2 separate regions of the Homo sapiens genome follow, and region 2 is linked to region 1. A link is an interaction called in ENCODE POLR2A ChIA-PET data of the cell type or tissue named here. Cell type or tissue: A673. All regions are shown on one strand. Each heading gives the region's core, and the rest is flanking DNA. Links, peaks and the distances in the headings are about the cores only. Region 1 has its middle 610 kb from the start of TFAP2A-AS2. Region 2 holds the start of LOC105374921 (a long non-coding RNA gene).

What was found. ChIA-PET counts read pairs that join two places held together with the same protein. Peaks named below come from ENCODE experiments on the same cell type or tissue, not always from the same donor. Only the 100,000 strongest peaks of a DNase experiment are listed, where the experiment ranks them.
Region 2: POLR2A ChIA-PET joins it to region 1 with 15 read pairs; 2 of 35 experiments call an interaction of 5 or more read pairs at or near these places.

The regions. Positions count from the first base shown.
Region 1 is chr6:9,794,773-9,803,107 of GRCh38, forward strand. It overlaps the pseudogene OFCC1. Among named protein-coding and RNA genes, the nearest start is that of TFAP2A-AS2, 610 kb to the right of the region's middle. In A673, for the core only: no CTCF peak of the experiment used is centred there; DNase peaks (open chromatin) are centred at 1,309 and 2,089; H3K27ac peaks cover 1,171 bases.
Region 2 is chr6:10,345,763-10,354,097 of GRCh38, forward strand. It overlaps LOC105374921 (a long non-coding RNA gene), which reads right to left and starts at 6,332. Exons shown (of 3, transcript XR_926459.3): 1 at 6,093-6,332; 2 at 3,660-3,773; 3 at 2,201-2,284. RefSeq lists an enhancer at 1,426-2,625. In A673, for the core only: no CTCF peak of the experiment used is centred there; no DNase peak of the experiment used is centred there.

The sequences.
Region 1 (8,335 bases), core at 167-8,166:
AGTGGATCAAATTGAGTCAAGAACTACAATATTCTTTGTTGTCAATATTCACTTCCGCATTATCCTTTTGAAAAGACATTTGTCTAATTCTGAGGCACTGAATATGCACAGATTAAATGAGAGAAATTGGCCAAAGAAAAATAGGATTATTATCATGAATAGTTCATTCTTATCAATGATTGCTGATTATACGTGGCATGTTTGCCTTTGTTAACATGTCTACCACAATAGATTAAAGAACACATATACACACACATTCACAAAATGGGATTAGGGCTGTGGGAGGGCAGGGAGAAAGTAAGTGTTCATTTTCCCTGCTTTAAAGAGCACACTCAGACAAGTATATATTCTGAAAAAGGGTTTCAAGCATGAAGAAGAAGAGGAGGAGAAGGAGGAAGAAGAAAAGAAGAAAAGGAAGAAGAAAGAAGAAGAAGAGGAGGAGGAGGAGGAGAAAGAGAAGAAGAAGAAGGAGGAGGAGGAGGAAGAGGAGGAGGAGGAGGAAGAGGAGGAGGAGGAGGAGGAGAAAAAGAAGAAGAAGAAGAAGAGAAGAAGAAGAAGAAGAGGAAGAAGAAGAGGAAGAGGAAGAAGAAGAAGAAGAAGAAGAAGAAGAAGAAGAAGAAGAAGAACTTTTGAAAATGACTTCATTGGTGGCTGCCAAAAAATTGATCATTTGACTTTTGAAATGGTCTATGTTACTCAGTGGAAAAAAATGGCAAACCTGTTTGAATAATAATACAATCCAATTGCCCTCTTATGTTTTCTTACTGCACTGTTAAATTGCACAAATACAGAGGATAAATGGATTGTGATGAATATATAAGACCAAATAATATGTTGAGAATGTAAAATGTCCTGAAAACACAAGCTGCAATCTGATGTTGTTGATCTAATCCACACACACTTCGTAATTGGAAACATATCTCACACACCAATGTATTGGAGTAGATCAGGAAACAGATATTTGTAAATTTTCCTCAAACCTCAATTTGGATCATTCACATGTGACAACTTCATTTTTATTGCCTCGTCCACTTAAAAAAAAGAAAAATTTAAAAGATAGCATTAAGAAAAACTCAGAATGTTTTGGGCCCTTCCAAATAAACAGATTTTTGGTCTTCATTCATGACAGGAAACAATGCAGCAAAGATTCGAACCTGCTGGAAACGTTTTAAGCCCGTCTTGTCTCTCTGTCCCCCAGATCTTTTCAGCACACCCTCCTCCCTTTTTTCTTAGCGTCAAACTGGTTCTCTACTTCCTTTACATCAGTGGGAACACTTCCCTTCTGGGTGTCAGAATCTCTCAGAGGGGTCAGGGGCTGCCCTGCAGAGGAAATGACCAGCTGTGAAATGTAAAAGAACAATTCCTTCCACATGTTCCTTTGCTCCCAGAGCAGGCAGGAGTTGTCAGCTAGCATCACTTTGGAACCAGGCAGCCCTCTGCATCGTAGTCCTGTCAAAACTAATTTACAATTAAAGACCTGCATGACTGTTTAAAGCTTTTTGAATTCCAGCAGTTTTCAGAAATGACTTTGAGATTGAAGTGGATCAAACAAAAAACCATTCTTGTAATGAGCTGTGAAGGATAGTGAAGAACCTCACAAAATAAGCCAAAGATTAAAACAAATTATAATAATGTTTTAAAAGAAATCTGTTAATGGTGCAAATACTCACTACACCTCCAATTAACGTTTGTGTGAAATTTTCCCAGTTAGGCCGGGTGGGTGCAGTGGCTCACGCCTGTAATCCCAGCACTTTGGGGGGCCGAGGCGGGCGGATCAAGAGGTCAAGAGATCGACACCATCTTGGCCAACATGGTAAAACCCTGTCTCTACTGAAAATACAAAAATTAGCTGGACGTGGTGGCGTGTGCCTGTAGTCCCAGCTACTCGGAGGCTGAGGCAGGAGAATCACTTGAACCCGGGAGGCAGAGGTTGCAATGAGTTGAGATCGCGCCACTGCACTCCAGCGTAGCAACAGAGTAAGACTCCGTCTCAAAAACAAAAAAAATTTTCCCAGCTAAGCCCCAGTTTAGGAAGTTTAATGTTGCAGCTATTGGAAGTCATATTCAGTTTGCAAATGAAGTTACAAGGTTACAACTTCACAGCCAAGAAGGAGGGAAGGGAAGGTAAGGGGAGGGGAGGGGAGGAGGGAGGGAAGGAGGGGGAAGGGAGGGAGGGAGGATGGAAGAAAGGAAGGAAGGAAGGAAGGATTTACCTTGAGCAATGGAAGCTTTAAAAAAGATTTAAATTGCTTTAAAATATTTTGAGCATTTCTGTGAATTAAAATATTTTGATGCATTTCCATATCTTAAATAAAGGCATTTAAAAATTGCAGGTAATTAGCTTTTTATGCAGATTAATCACTTTGAAACATACTGTGGTTCCCCGAGGCTCAATTTTACACTGAGATAAAGGACTTAGATCCACCTATGCTACTTGAAAACGAAGACATTTAAGATAAAAAATGCCACAGTTAAAGTCTAAAAATTGCCTCAACATTTCACCAAATGGCAATTCTGTAATGTCAATTTCACATTCTTAAAAGCTTGGATATATTTTATAGAAGTACTCATTCCTTAAGAGCTATCTGAAAATAATTAGAGATACACACGATAGAGAATTATTTGAGACAGCTTCTCCACAAACTCAGCTCCAGCTGTCAAAAGCAAAGTCATATGTGCTGTTTTCAAATGCCAGATTAATGATTCTTCCACAGAAACAGGGAAACAATTGACTGGCAAATTATTAACTGAAAATATGTATCTCTGGTTTGGGATAATTAATCGTGTCTGAGAACAACTTGCTTCCCTTATCTTATACATGTGGGAATGGTGGCCTCAGCCCTTCAGGGAACATGATATGGAGACTTGGCTAAAACTGACCACAGATACAGAACCATTCAAAGTCACACAGTAGGTCTCTTACTGTCTGAGCATACCAGCTAAGCTCTGCTGTCCAATTTGTCTATGGCTTCCTGTTCCTGAGCTTCAGTATGGAGAGACTTCAGCTACTTCCATGTGTGCCTCTATGGCTCCCACTGCAGCTATAATTAATTTGTCATCTTTTCATTCTTCCTCTACCTTATGGCTTACAGATATACTGGCTTATGTCTATCATATCTATAACAGTATATATTAGGCAGAGCCCTCTTGCCAGGTCACCAAATAAGTCACTGACATTGAACCACTGGTATATGGCCAGTTGATTTTTGACAAAACTGCAAAGGCAATTCAACGATAAATGAAGAGTGTTTTCAACAAATGTTGTTGGAACAATTAGACATTCATATGTGAAAATAAATTAAAAACCTTCAAACTTAACTTCACCCTTTACTCAAAAACTAACTCCAAATGAATCATTGGATTAAATGTAGAGTGCAAAACTATAGAACTTTCCAAATAAAACGTAAGAGAAAATCTTGTGAACTGGAGTGTAGGCAAAGGGTTCAAGGACATGACCTCAAAAGTACAATCCATTTAAAAAATTATGAATTGAACTTCATCAAAATTCAAAACATTTGCTATGTGAAAGACAATATTAAGAAAATAAAAAGATAAACTTCAGACAGAAAGCATTTGCAAAAAAGTATCTGTATCCAGAATGGATAAGAACTCTCAAAATTCAACAATGAAAAACAAATAAATAAACCATTCAATTAAAATAATGGGCATAAGACTTGAACCGATACTTTACTAAAGAGGATATATGGCAAATAAGTACATTAGTCATTAAAGAAATCTAAATTGAAATCATGAGATGCCACTACACACAAATTAGGACTTTTAAAAGACTGACAATACTAAGTGCTGATAAGGATGCAGAGCAACTGAAACTCCCATCTGCTGGTGAAAATGTAAAATGATACAGTCACTTTGTAAAACAGGCAGTTTCTAAAAAGTTAAATATACACATACAATACAATCCAGCAATCACACTCGTAGGTATGTATTCTGAATAAGTAAATACTATATTCACACAAAAACTTGCCTATGCGCATGTATAGCAACTCTTCATAATTGCCAAAAATTGAAGCAATGTAAATGTCCTTGAGTTAAGGAACAGATAAACTGTGGTACATCCATATAAAGGGGTACCACTCAACAATGACGGGGTACGAACTGTTGATATGCACAATTACTTGTATGACTCTCAGTGGTACTATGTTGAGTGAAAGAAGCCAATCTCAACCAGTATGCATACAGGTTGCATACTGTATGACAATTTAAAAAGTCAAAACTGTAATGACAACTATGCCAATTTTGAAGATAAAACTACGGTGATGACAAACAGATCAGTGAGTGCCAGGGATTAGGATGGGTGGAGGGAAGGAGGTGCCTGTAAAACACAGCACACAGTTTTTTTGAAGGGTTGGGGAGTGGCAATGAAATGTTTCTTTATTCTTACTGTGGTGGTGATTACGCAAATCTGTATTTGTACGCAGAACTGAATACTCTTTAAAAAAGTCAATTTTACTGTATTTTAATTTAAAAAATGCAATAAATAAAATGCCTACTTGACTGCTTTCCATAGAAAAGAGTTCTGATCCTACTTGGTATTCAGAGCTATATTCATTTATTCATTCTGCAAATGTTTACTGAGAAGCTATGATTTGGGACATCATACATTTATGTATCTTGTAGAACCTGGGATACATAAATAAGCCAAACAAAGACTACTGTCCTGCAATTGTAATCTCTCTAAGAATAATTTTTTAAGACTTAAACCAGTAAGTGGAAGTGGGAATAGATAGAGCTGGTGCCTTCAGAAGCAGCTCTAGGCAACTGTCTTTTCATTTTTATCCTGGTAATCTGAAGCAAAGTGAGGTTCACAGACCAGTGCCATAGGCATCACATGGGACCTACAGAATTAATGCCCACCTCAAACTTGATGAATTAGAATTTTCCATTTAGCAAGATCTCTGGGTGATTTCTATGCACATCAGGTCTGATTAGTGCTGCAACAGTTTATCTTACTGATGTAACCACTCTCTTCCCTCTTGAGACTTAAACCTCCACAATGTCTGACCTCCTAGTTCTGCTTTTTCAGAGTGTTCTTTTGCAATTTCCTGCATCTTTTCTTTTACCTGTCCCTTCAATTAAGAATGTCCTACTCTTAGGTCTACTCTTTTCTTCCTTGGTAAACTCATTCATTCCTGTGGCTTTAGCCTGAATATTAGGATGGCACCCATATGTTACTTCTGAGCTTTAAATTCATCTTTTCAACTCCAAGCAAGTCATTGTCTTCTTAATTTCCCCTAACATCTTAAATTCAGTTTGTCCAAAAGTAACTGGTTAACTTTTATCTGATACCTGCTCCTTTGGGTTTCTTATCTCCAATAAGGGCAACGCTATTTTCCTGGAAACCTGGGATACAAATAGTCTTGCCTACAAGCTTCACATCTTTGCTTATGACACAGCTCTTCACTTTCCAAGTCCTGTTAATGCAATTTTATCACGTCTCTAGAGTGCATCCCACAGCAGTGTTCTACCTCAGGTCCTTACCATCTCTTCTCCAAGCTAATGTAATGTCCTTCTTACTGGATTTTGTGCCCTAAAATGATCCTTGCCCAAATCCATCCCAATTTGTATACTGGAACCCAGTGGTTCCTTATAGTTCCTCAAATACACCTTATACTATGTGACTTCTTAACTTAGCTGGTGGTTTTCCTTTTACCCCCAGATAATTCCCGACTATGCTTGCCTTTTGAACTCTAAATTATCCTTCTAGCCCCAGAACAAGATTGTGAAACTAACACATATGTCCCCAGATCACATCAGTACAGGATTAAAAACGGGGTCATATTAAAAGTTCAGACCAATTTCAATTGACTTCAAAAGCCCAGTCATTTATTTCCAGGAGTCCACCTGCATGCTCACATGAGCCCATGAACCACTAATTTCCATCCATATATGCTTCCCTGCAGTGGCTCCATAACACCCTGAATTACAACGTTGCCACACACAGAACACAGTAGAGCCGTTCCCTCTTATTCATGGTGGATAAGTTCCAGGATCCCCATTGGATATCTGAAACTTCACATAGTACCAAACTCTGTCTACACTAAACTTTTTCCTATCCATACATACCCATGATAATGTTTAATTTATAAATTAGTCACAGTAAGAAATTAACAACCATAACTAATAATAAAATACAACAATTTTAACAGTATGTTGTAATAAAAGTTATGTGAATATGGTCTCTTTCTCAAAATATCTTACTGTACTATACTATTTTTGGACCACAGTTGACCACAGGTAACTGAAACTTCGGAAATCGAAAGCTTGGGTAAGGGAAGACCACTGTATTTGTATATAGCACGCCTAACTGTCTCAGAGGAGAGTATATACTATAATATACAGTTCTGTGTCTGACAGAATTTCAATGAAATGGTTCTCTTTTAGCAGTTTGGGGAGTGTTTCCAAGCACTCCTCCCTCTCCCTGGGAATTCCACTGTGAGATGACTGGGCTAAAGAACAACGTGATTCCTGGACATCATACATTTCCCACAATCGCCCCTCTCACCTAACAACTGAATCTCTATTTAGCCAACTGCATCTGCTTCAATTCTTCTCCACGTTTGAATTCTCTCTGAGAAGGCTTGCAGGCCCCTTATGTAAATAGAGTGCTGGTGGGCCTTCTCGTCATCTCTTGGATATGTGGACACTTGCATATCTCACGGTGGAGCAGGCGTGGGCTCAAGTAAGCCCTCGAAGGCCAAGGACTGGGTGTTGCTTTGATTTAGAATTCCATAGCATTTGGTAGCATGATTCGTTCTCGTGATTGCACAACAAAATTCTGAATTGAATTCAGCATCACGAAACAGATATAGATCCTGCCAGAGAACACTGCTCATGCAATGCAGGCACATTCAAAACAAAATTATCAAGTGTGTGAAATATTAGCCTAGACTGACTCCTGAAAAGTAAAACAACCTAAAAGATGGCGATAATCCAAAAGTTATATCATGAGTCTCTTCTTCTGGCCTTTTATAAGTATTTTCTGGCCTCTGACATCCACCTATTTGCAAGGCTGACCACCACTTAAAACATCAACCACAGGATTAAGTCTGGAATCCTGCAGTATGTGTATGTGAGTGCACATGAGTGTGCTTGTGTGTGCACACACATATGTGCCTGCAAATGAGCACTAAAGTCACTGTTTCATGACCCTAGGACAGTAGTTGACTCAACAGATTACATATGGAGCCTATCAACGTGGACAGCTTGTGAAAGATCATAAACGTATTTTTCATACAGAAACGCTGCAGCCATAAACACACCACGTGGTCACCCCTTCCCTAAGCTTCACTCCTTTAATTGTAAATAGCCAGAAAGTCATCAAGCCAGAGTTTAATAAACTTTTAATTTGAAATGAATTACCACATGTTGTGTTTGTTTACCCATTATTAAATCTCTTAGCAACATATTAGTGGCAGAAACAGCACACTGTATCACAGCCCTGATATATTAGAAAACAAACCCATGGGGGACATCAACTGCTAATAATATGCTTCCAAGAAAAATAAATAAATATAAGCAATAGTAAAGGCATGTATTTGAAGAGATTTTTGTGTTCCGTTTGTCTATAAATTTGTTTAGAATAAGAGCAGAAGATGCCTCTGCAGTCTCTGAATGTGAGGCTTGAATAAGTCTCCACGCTCAGAGCAGAGCAAATGATTAATCTTTTTTTTTCTAAAGCATTTTCCTAAACAGAAAACATTCTTCCTCTCGTGATATACAGTATTCTCGGATTGAACATGCTGGTATTCATGTTTTCTAGAGTGCTACCTGTCCTCCTTTTAGGGGAACTAGGGGCAGCATTCTAGAAGTCAAGTTTATAGCTCAGTGCAGTAGGTGTGGAAAATATAGCCTACATTACCCTGAGGAAAAACTAGAAAGCCAAAATGGTCTAGGAGTAATTGGCTGTCATCTTCTGCTCAGTATCCTAACACTAGGTTAAAACGTCAATAATACTGACAGTTTATTAGTTAAGTCAAACTCACTTTCCCAAAAGTTAAAAATTCTAAAGTAAGAATATTTAGCTCCATATTTAATCCAAAATCACTGGGAAAGAAAAAGAAAAAAAACCCTGCTTTGCAAATACATGTATTTTACAGTGTCTCATGTGGCGGCTTTACAGTTGACTTTTGAACTTGATATTTAAGCAAAAAAAAATCTGTGGTTTTCTGGGGTTTTATCTAATGAAATCATAATCATTCCTTTTGTATTTTGTGAATTATTAATTTTATCTTAGGAAGATTATCTTCAACCATCAGCAAGGGCTTCGTCCTTTCCTTCCCTTTCTGTGCCTTAGCTTCCCAGGTTACACAGATGA
Region 2 (8,335 bases), core at 277-8,276, 550 kb after region 1:
AAATTAATGTGTCAGGAAGAGAGTTAAGAGGACCTTGGGCAGGGATGAAAAGCCTGGAATGGTGAGGGGTGACTGCATGGGAAAGGACCGGAAGTACAACTTGCCTGGAGTGTGGGGTACCCGTGCCTGAACCCCACCAGCAAAGCTGCAGAGGTCTGGGAGTGTGAGTCTGTAGGGGAAAATATAATAACCTTATGTGCCATATTCAGGATTTAAGGAGTGGGGACTTGACTTTGTAGGGCTTCAGAAAACCCATGAAGATTTTAAGAATTTCCACTTAAATAAATTACATCATCAACAGATTAGAGAATAGACTTTTCTTAGCCTGTTTGGGCTGCTATAAGAAAATACAGTTGAGCCTTGAACTGTATGGGGGTGTTTGGAGTGCCAACTCCTGTGCAGTAGAAAATCCACGTATAACTTTTGACTCTCCAAAAACTTAACTACTAATAGCCTACTGTTGACCAGAAGCCTTATGTAGTAGTACGTTCTGGCATTGCTATAAAGAAATACCTATAAACAAAAGAGGTTGGCCGGGTGCGTTGGCTCACACCTGTAATGCCAGCACTTTGGGAGGCCGAGGCGGGCAGATCATGAGGTCAGGAGTTCGAGACCAGCCTGACCAACATGATGAAACCCCGTCTCTACTAAAAATACAAAAATTAGCTGGGAGTGGTTGTGCACACCTGTAATCCCATCTACTCAGGAGAATCGCTCGAACCCAGGAGGCAGAGGTTGCAGTGAGCCGAGATCGCACCACTGTACTCCAGCCTGGGCGACAGAGCAAAGCATGGCAGCATCTGTTGGCTTCTAGGTAGGCCTCGGGAAACTTACAATCATGGTGGAAGGTGAAGAGGGAGACAACATGTCACGTGGTCGAGGCAGGAGGAAGAGAGAGAGGGTGAAGGTGCCACATACTTTCACACAATCAGATCTCGTGAGAACCCTATCATGAGAACAGCACTGGGGAGAAGGTGCTAAAGCATTAGAAACCGTCCCCATGATCAAATCACCTCCCACCAGGCCCCACCTCCAACACTGGGGATTCCAACTGAATATGAGATTTGGGTGGGAACACAGATCCAAACCACGTCACCTTACCCATAACATAAAGCTGATTAACAAATAAATAGACCAGTATCTATATAGAATTTATGCATTCATGACATAGCTTTTTCTTAATTTTTTCAGTATTTTTTTTGCCTATATTTGCCATATAAGCTACAGCAGTTTGCAAGTTTTTTCAAATTATTGCAAATCTCTAAAAACTTTTTCAATAAATTTATTGAAAAAAATCTACATATCAGTGGACCCAGGCAGTTCAAACCCATGTCATTCAAGAGTCAACTCTACTATAAGCTAGGTAGCTTATAAACAACAGAAATTTAGTTCTGGAGACTGGGCTGTTCAAGATCAAGGCACCAATAGATTGGTGGCTGGGCGCGGTGGCTCACGCCTATAATCCCAGCATTTTGGGAGGCCAAGGTGCATGAATTACTTCAGGTCAGGAGTTCAAGACCAAACTAGAGAACATGGTGAAACCCCATCTCTACAAAAAAATACAAAAATTACACGGGCCTGGTAGTGGGTGCCTGTAATCCCAGTTACTTGGGAAGCTGAGGTGGGAGAATCACTTGAACCTGGGAGGCGGAGGTTGCAGTGAGCCAAGATAGCACCATTGCACTTCAGCCTGGGTGACTGAGCAAGACTCTGTCTCAAGAAAACAAAGAAAGATTTGGTGTCTGGTGAGGACACACTTCTTGGTTGTCATAGACAGTGCCTTCTCATTGTGCCCTCACATGGTGGAAAGGGCAAGGCAGCTTTCTGAGGACTCTTCTATAAAGGCACCGATCGCATTCATGAGGGCTCTGCCCTTCTGACCTAATCACCTCCCAAGGGCCCCATCTCCTAACACCATCACCTTGGGGGTTAGGATGTCAATGTGCGTATTTCAGCAGGACACACTGAGGCCCACGCAAGGGGAGAGGTTGGTGGAAGGGAGAGGGTGGCTGGACTGGTGCAGTAGCTCAAGGGAAAGGTGAGGAGCTGAACAGAGAGGGGCAATGGAGTGAAGGGTAGGAAGTCAGATTTCAGAAACAAGTCTGAGAGGACTCAGCAAGCACATGCTGGGAATTATCTTCCAGTAAAATCTCTCTGTGACTCATTCGATGAGGAGGCTGAGGGAGGGGATGAATCAGGATGACACTGAGGTTTCTGGTCGGAGAGACTGCACAGGTGGTGACGGCAGTATTCCAAATGGAAGAGGGAGCAGGAGGAAGATCACCTGGTTCAGGGAGGAACATGATGTGCTTGGTTTGGGATGCATCACACTGGAAACGCCCACGGAACCTCAGGAGCAGATGACAGGGAGAGGTCACAACTGAGATCTCAATGTTGGTCAAAGCCACATAAGTGCATTAAATGACCCAAGGACGAAAAGAGAAAGGAATTCCTTGCTCAAGAAACTTCCCAACATAGAAAGGAGACAGAGTAGTATCTTGAGATGGGACAGTACGGGCATGTAGATGATTTTAGGTTTAAGGAGACATGGACATGTTTGTCAGCTCCAAGGAGGGAGCTAAAGGAGAGGAAACAATAGAATATTCAGAAAAGAGGGCTCTCACAGTTAGCATAGGAGGCAGTGGCTGTGGCAAATGAAGCAGAAGGGATTCACGCGCCATGCCCGGGTAGCAGAGAGCTTAGCCTCAGAGAGGAGAGGAACTGCTATTTTCTCAGACACATGGATTAACGAGTTACAGCATGGGAAAACCAGGTTTGAAAGTAGGGACTGGCCGGGCGAGGTGGCTCACACCTGTAATCCCAGCGCTTTGGGAGACTAAGGCAGGTGGATCACCTGAGGCCAGGAGTTCGAGACCAGCCTGGCCAACATGGTGAAACTCCATCTTTACTAAAAATACAAAAATTAGTTGGGCATGGTGGCGTATGCCTGTAATCCCAGCTACTTGGGAGGCTGAGACAGGAGAACCGCTTGAACCCAGGAGGCAGAGGTTGCAGTGAGCCAAGATCACCACTGTACTCCAGCCTGGGCAACAGAGTGAGGCTCCATCTCAAAAAAAAAAAAAAGAAAAGAAAAAAAGAAAAAAGAAAGAAAGAAAGAAAAGAAAAAGAAAAAGAAAGTAGGGACATTGGCCGGGTGCGGTGGCTCACGCCTGTAATCCCAGCACTTTGGGAGGCAGAGGCGGGCGGATCATGAGGTCAGGAGATCGAGACCATCCTGGCTAACACGGTGAAACCCCGTCTCTACTAAAAATACAAAAAATTAGCCGGGCGTGGTGGCGGGCGCCTGTAGTCCCAGCTACTCCGGAGGCTGAGGCAGGAGAATGGCGTGAACCCGGGAGGCGGAGCTTGCAGTGAGCCGAGATCGCGCCACTGCACTCCAGCCTGGGAGACAGAGCGAGACTCCGTCTCAAAAAAAAAAAAAAAAAAAAGTAGGGACATTGAGTGGTTCTCCCAGTGGTCTCTATGGCCTCTGTACATAGGGAGGTGATATAACCTGTTAGGAGTGAGGCCAAGAGTGGAGTGAGGGTATTGGAGAGCTTTTGGAACAGCAGCCCCGGAATAGGTAAAAGAGAAGCCGACTGAAAAGTGGAGATCGGGGAGTTATCAGCCCTGGGGAGAGAACAGCATTTCTTGAGTACCTGTTCTGTGCAGGCAGGATTGTGGCTGATCTGCAAGACGATGGTGACAGTGACGACAATGACTGATGGTGGCCTTGCCTATTTGCCATCTCACTGCCTCTTCCTCCTTTGCCACTGCAAACAAGAAGGTTGGTTGCAGCTGTGACTTGCACTGTGTAGGAGGATAGAGCTGATTCTTTCCCACCTTCCTGCTGTCACATCACGTCTCTGCTTCTCCCTCCTCTGCCCAGCTGCCCTGCTCAGTTCCCATGAATCTGGGGGGATGTGTTACGAGGAAAAAAGACAGAAAACACCCCACCACTTATCGCAGGGAAGATGGGAATTCAGAACCTTTTTGTTTGTTCATTTGTTGTTGTTGAGACGGAGTTTCACTCTTGTCGCCCAGGCTGGAGTGTAATGGCACAATCTCGGCTCCCCGCAACCTCTGCTTCCCGGGTTCAAGTGATTCTCCTGTCTCAGCCTCCCAAGTAGCTGGGATTACAGGGGCCTGCCACCACACCTGGCCAGTTTTTGTATTTTTAGTAGAAACAGGCCACCATGCTGGCCAGGCTGGTCGCAAGCTCCTGACCTCAGGTGATCCACCCTCCTCGGCCTCCCAAAGTGTTGGGATTACAGGCGTGAGCCACCGTGCCCAGCTCCCGTTTGTTTTAAACAGTTAATAATAGTGATTCTTTATCAATCTCAGACTCTGGGCCAGGTATCGTTCTACACACTCTGTGTATTAACTCACTTATTTCTTTTTTTCTTCTTTCTCCTTTTTTTTTTTTTTTTTTGGAGACAAGGTCTCATTCTGTCACCCAGGCTGGAATGCAGTGGCACGATCTCAGTTTACTGCAACCTCCACCTCCCAGACTCAAGCATCCTCTCACCTCAGCCTCCTGAGTAGCTGGGATTATAGGTGCACGCCACCACAGCAGCCTAATTTTTTGTACTGTTAGTAGAGATGGGGTTTCACTATGTTGCCCAGGCTGGTCTTGAACTCTTGAGCTCAAGTCATCCAACCACCTCAGCCTCCCAAAGTGCAGGGATTACAGGCGTGAGCCACAGTGCCTAGCCTAATCCACTTATTTTTTACACCAGCTCCATGAGATGAGGCAGCATAGCTCTCATGAAATAGATTCTGCTGTCATTGAGCCTATTTTACAGATGAAAAAACGAAGGCACAGACTTTCGCCTAAGGCTACACAGCATAGGCTATAAGTAGCAGAGTTGAAATCTAGACTGATTGGCCTCAGCCACTGCTTTTGATCAACACACCATACTGCCCTCCTATAAGAAAGCTGAACTTGGGGAAACCCTCAGCCGTGCTTTTAGAAAAGACTTTAGACATAATCTATTCCAGCCTCCTATATCAAGCAGAATTCCTTCTGCAGTTTGGACAACTCAGGACTTGACAGGCAGCCTGTTTCACTGCTGCCCAGCCCTAACTGGAACAAAACCTGCCAAAAACCTGTTCCTCGTCCTCCCTTCTTTGAGAAGCCCAGACAAAATGTAGCTATCAAGGTGGTGAGCCTCACCACTCTCCTGGAATATGCAAGTCATTATCCACCCTTGCACAAGCAAAAGAAGGGCCAGTTCCTTCTCTTGCTTGGAGCTAAATGGGGATTAAAAAGAAAAAAAAAAAGAGAGAAAACAAGATGACCCCAGACTGAGGCACTTTACATGTGGCCTCATAGGGTACTAGGAAAGGGTGACTCTGTGGCTCTTAGGTGTGCTACACATCCCTGAAGCCACAGAGCATCTGCCTCCCTTAAACCACCCAGAAGGAGCACACTGCTAGGCTCGACCCTTGGGCATTCTAATGTCCAATCAGAAAATGTGTCATTAGGCTGGGCACAGTGGCTCACGCCTGTAATCCCAGGCCGAGGCGGGAGGATTGCTTGAGGCTAGGAGTTCGAGACCAGCCTACGCAACATAGGGAGCCCCCTCTCTACAAAAAATTTAAAAATTAGCCAGTTGTGATGGTGCATGCCTATAGTCCCAACTACTTGGGAGGCTGAGGTGGGAGGATGGCTTGAGCCCGGGAGTTCAAGGTTGCACTGAGCCATGATTGCATCGCTGGACTCCAGCCTGGACAACAGAATGAGATCCTGTCTCAAAAAAAAAAGGAAATAAAGAAAAAGAGAAAGTGGTGCCATTCAACATTTGTTTAGGCTCCTCAACTGACACAAAAATGGACTTTACACTCTAAAGCCTATCTCTCGAGGCAATAATTCACAATTTGCTTCTGAAAGTACAGGGTGAGTCTGGAAATGGCTTCCTCACCGCCTATTAATTAAGCGTAGATCTCTAATCTCTGGTTTTCCTCTGGGCCAGCAGATTGACTCACCGTGCCCTTCCAAGCTCGGCCTTTTGTCAAGTACTTCTAGGCCCCTGTGGGAGCTCAGTGGGTCTGTCCCCATTTCGCTCTATCACCATATGGGCTGCACTCACCTGAGGAGCGAGAGGGCACGTGGCCAGTCAGATGGGGGCAGAGTGTCTCAGGAGTGCGGCCCAGGCTGCAGGCTAAGCAGTCGGCCTCGCTGGCCTGGGGACAGCCGCCCAGGATGACTGTCCAGAAACAACAGCAACCCTTTCAAGAACCTCTGAATCGCGGTTGTAGCTGTCGGCACTTGCTCCTTCACACTCCCGGGTGTGTGTGTATGGGAAAGGGAACAGGCGAGCAGGGACAGGACTGAAAACTCAGGAAACTATAAATAAAAAAGAAAACTTGAGCCAAATCTTTTCACACTAAAGGAAATAAACATATGGAATAAGTTATTGGAACAAGCAGCTGAAGCAAAGGGCATAAATGAGTTCAACAGATATCTGCTTTGTTTTCTAGAAGAGGAAAGGACCAAAGAGAAACTGGATAAGAAAGAGGTAAACAGGAGTGTTCCTCCCTCTTAATTTATTTATTCACTAATTCGACAAAAATTTTGGTGAACACCTACTAGGTACCAGACACTGTGTTAGGTTCCAACGATTCAAAAAACAAATAAAACATGGTCCCTGCTCTTAAATTGCTCACAGACTAGTGTTTTAATTGCCTTAAAGTTTTTGTAGTTTTAGGGTTCTATTAAAATTTTATCACAATAAGTATTTTAAGCATCTCAAGACATGTAGGGCTTTGGAAATAAAACTGATTAATTACCACGTTTTTTGTGCTTTGATGCATCTTTTTCAAACCAAGGCCACTTCCACCCTAGGTTGGAAAAGATACAAAGAGCTAATAGTAGTGGGGGATTCTTTTGTTGGTCACATGCAGTGGGACTTGGGTTTTCTCAGTACGGTGGAAACAGCCCAGACATTGCAGCCAGGAAGTATCCAGGCGTGGTCATTTACAGGCTGTTACACCCTGGCCAGGGTATAATTTTTTAAAATTGGCTGTTGGGAGATAATTCTCCATGGGTCTCTTAAGTTTCTATATATCTTACAAGCAAGGTACTTTGTTCCAAGCTGCCCTTACAAGGATGTTTACATAACAAATAGCTTTGGAAGGTAGAGATAGTGTCTCACTCTGGAGAAAAGGGGAATCAGGCTTACTAAACATTATAAAAGATTCAAGTTCCTTAAGTTTAGTATAATGTGACACACTGAATGTATAGGCATCTACTTAGGTCTATCCACATCACCCTTATGGGACTTGCAGAGGAAAGGGGAACTGGCACAAATACACTGGTGTTCATGTTGCTTGCTGTACCATTCATCATAAAGTCCTTTGTCTCTGACCCAGGAGTTTCATGTCTTCTGCCAGCATCCATTAAACCATGACAGGCTAACTTGTTAACTTACAGGTAGGGTAAAACCTTCAACCCTTCATAATTCTTTACGTTCACCCTCATATGAACATATAATGAGCTCATGTAAAATATTTGTTTAACTAATTAATGAGGGAACAAATAAGATGGCAAAGGTGATTCTAATAGCATTTGAAAATGGGTCAGCCGGGCACGGTGGCTCACACTTGTAATCCCAGCACTTTGGGAGGCCAACACAGGCGGGTCACGAGGTCAGGAGTTTGAGATCAGCCTGGCCAACACAGTGAAACCCCATCTCTACTAAAAATACAAAAATTAGCCAGGCCTGGTGGCGGGAGCCTGTAATCCCAGCTACTCCGGAGGCTGAAGCAGGAGAATCACTTGAACCTGGGAGGCAGAGGTTGCAGTGAGCCAAGATCACGCCATTGCACTCCAGCCTGGGCGATACAGCTGGACTCCGTCTCCAAAAAAAGAAAGAAAAGAAAAGAAAATGGGCATTTACTGGCTGGGCATAGTGGCTCACACCTGTAATCCCAGCACTTTGGGAGGCCAAGGTGGGAGAATCACTTTTGAGCCCAGGAGTTTGAGACCAGCCTAGGCAACATAGGAAGGCCTCTCTCTATAAATTTTTTTCCATTAGTTGTGCGTGGTGGCATGAGCATTGTAGCATGTGCCTGTGGTCCCAGTTACTTACAGAGGCTGAGGCAGGAGGATCACTTGAGCCTGGAGATTGAGGCTACAGTGAGCTGTGATCATGCCATTGCATTCCAGCCTGGGAGATAGAGCGAGACTCCGGAAAAAAAAAAAAAAAAAAAAAAAGGAAGGAAGGGAGGGAGGGAGGGAGGGAGGGAGGGGAAAATGGGTATTTATTTATCCTATCAGAAAAAAAAAGTTGAAATGAGCTTGTTAGATATAAAACTGGGTAATGTCTTACTG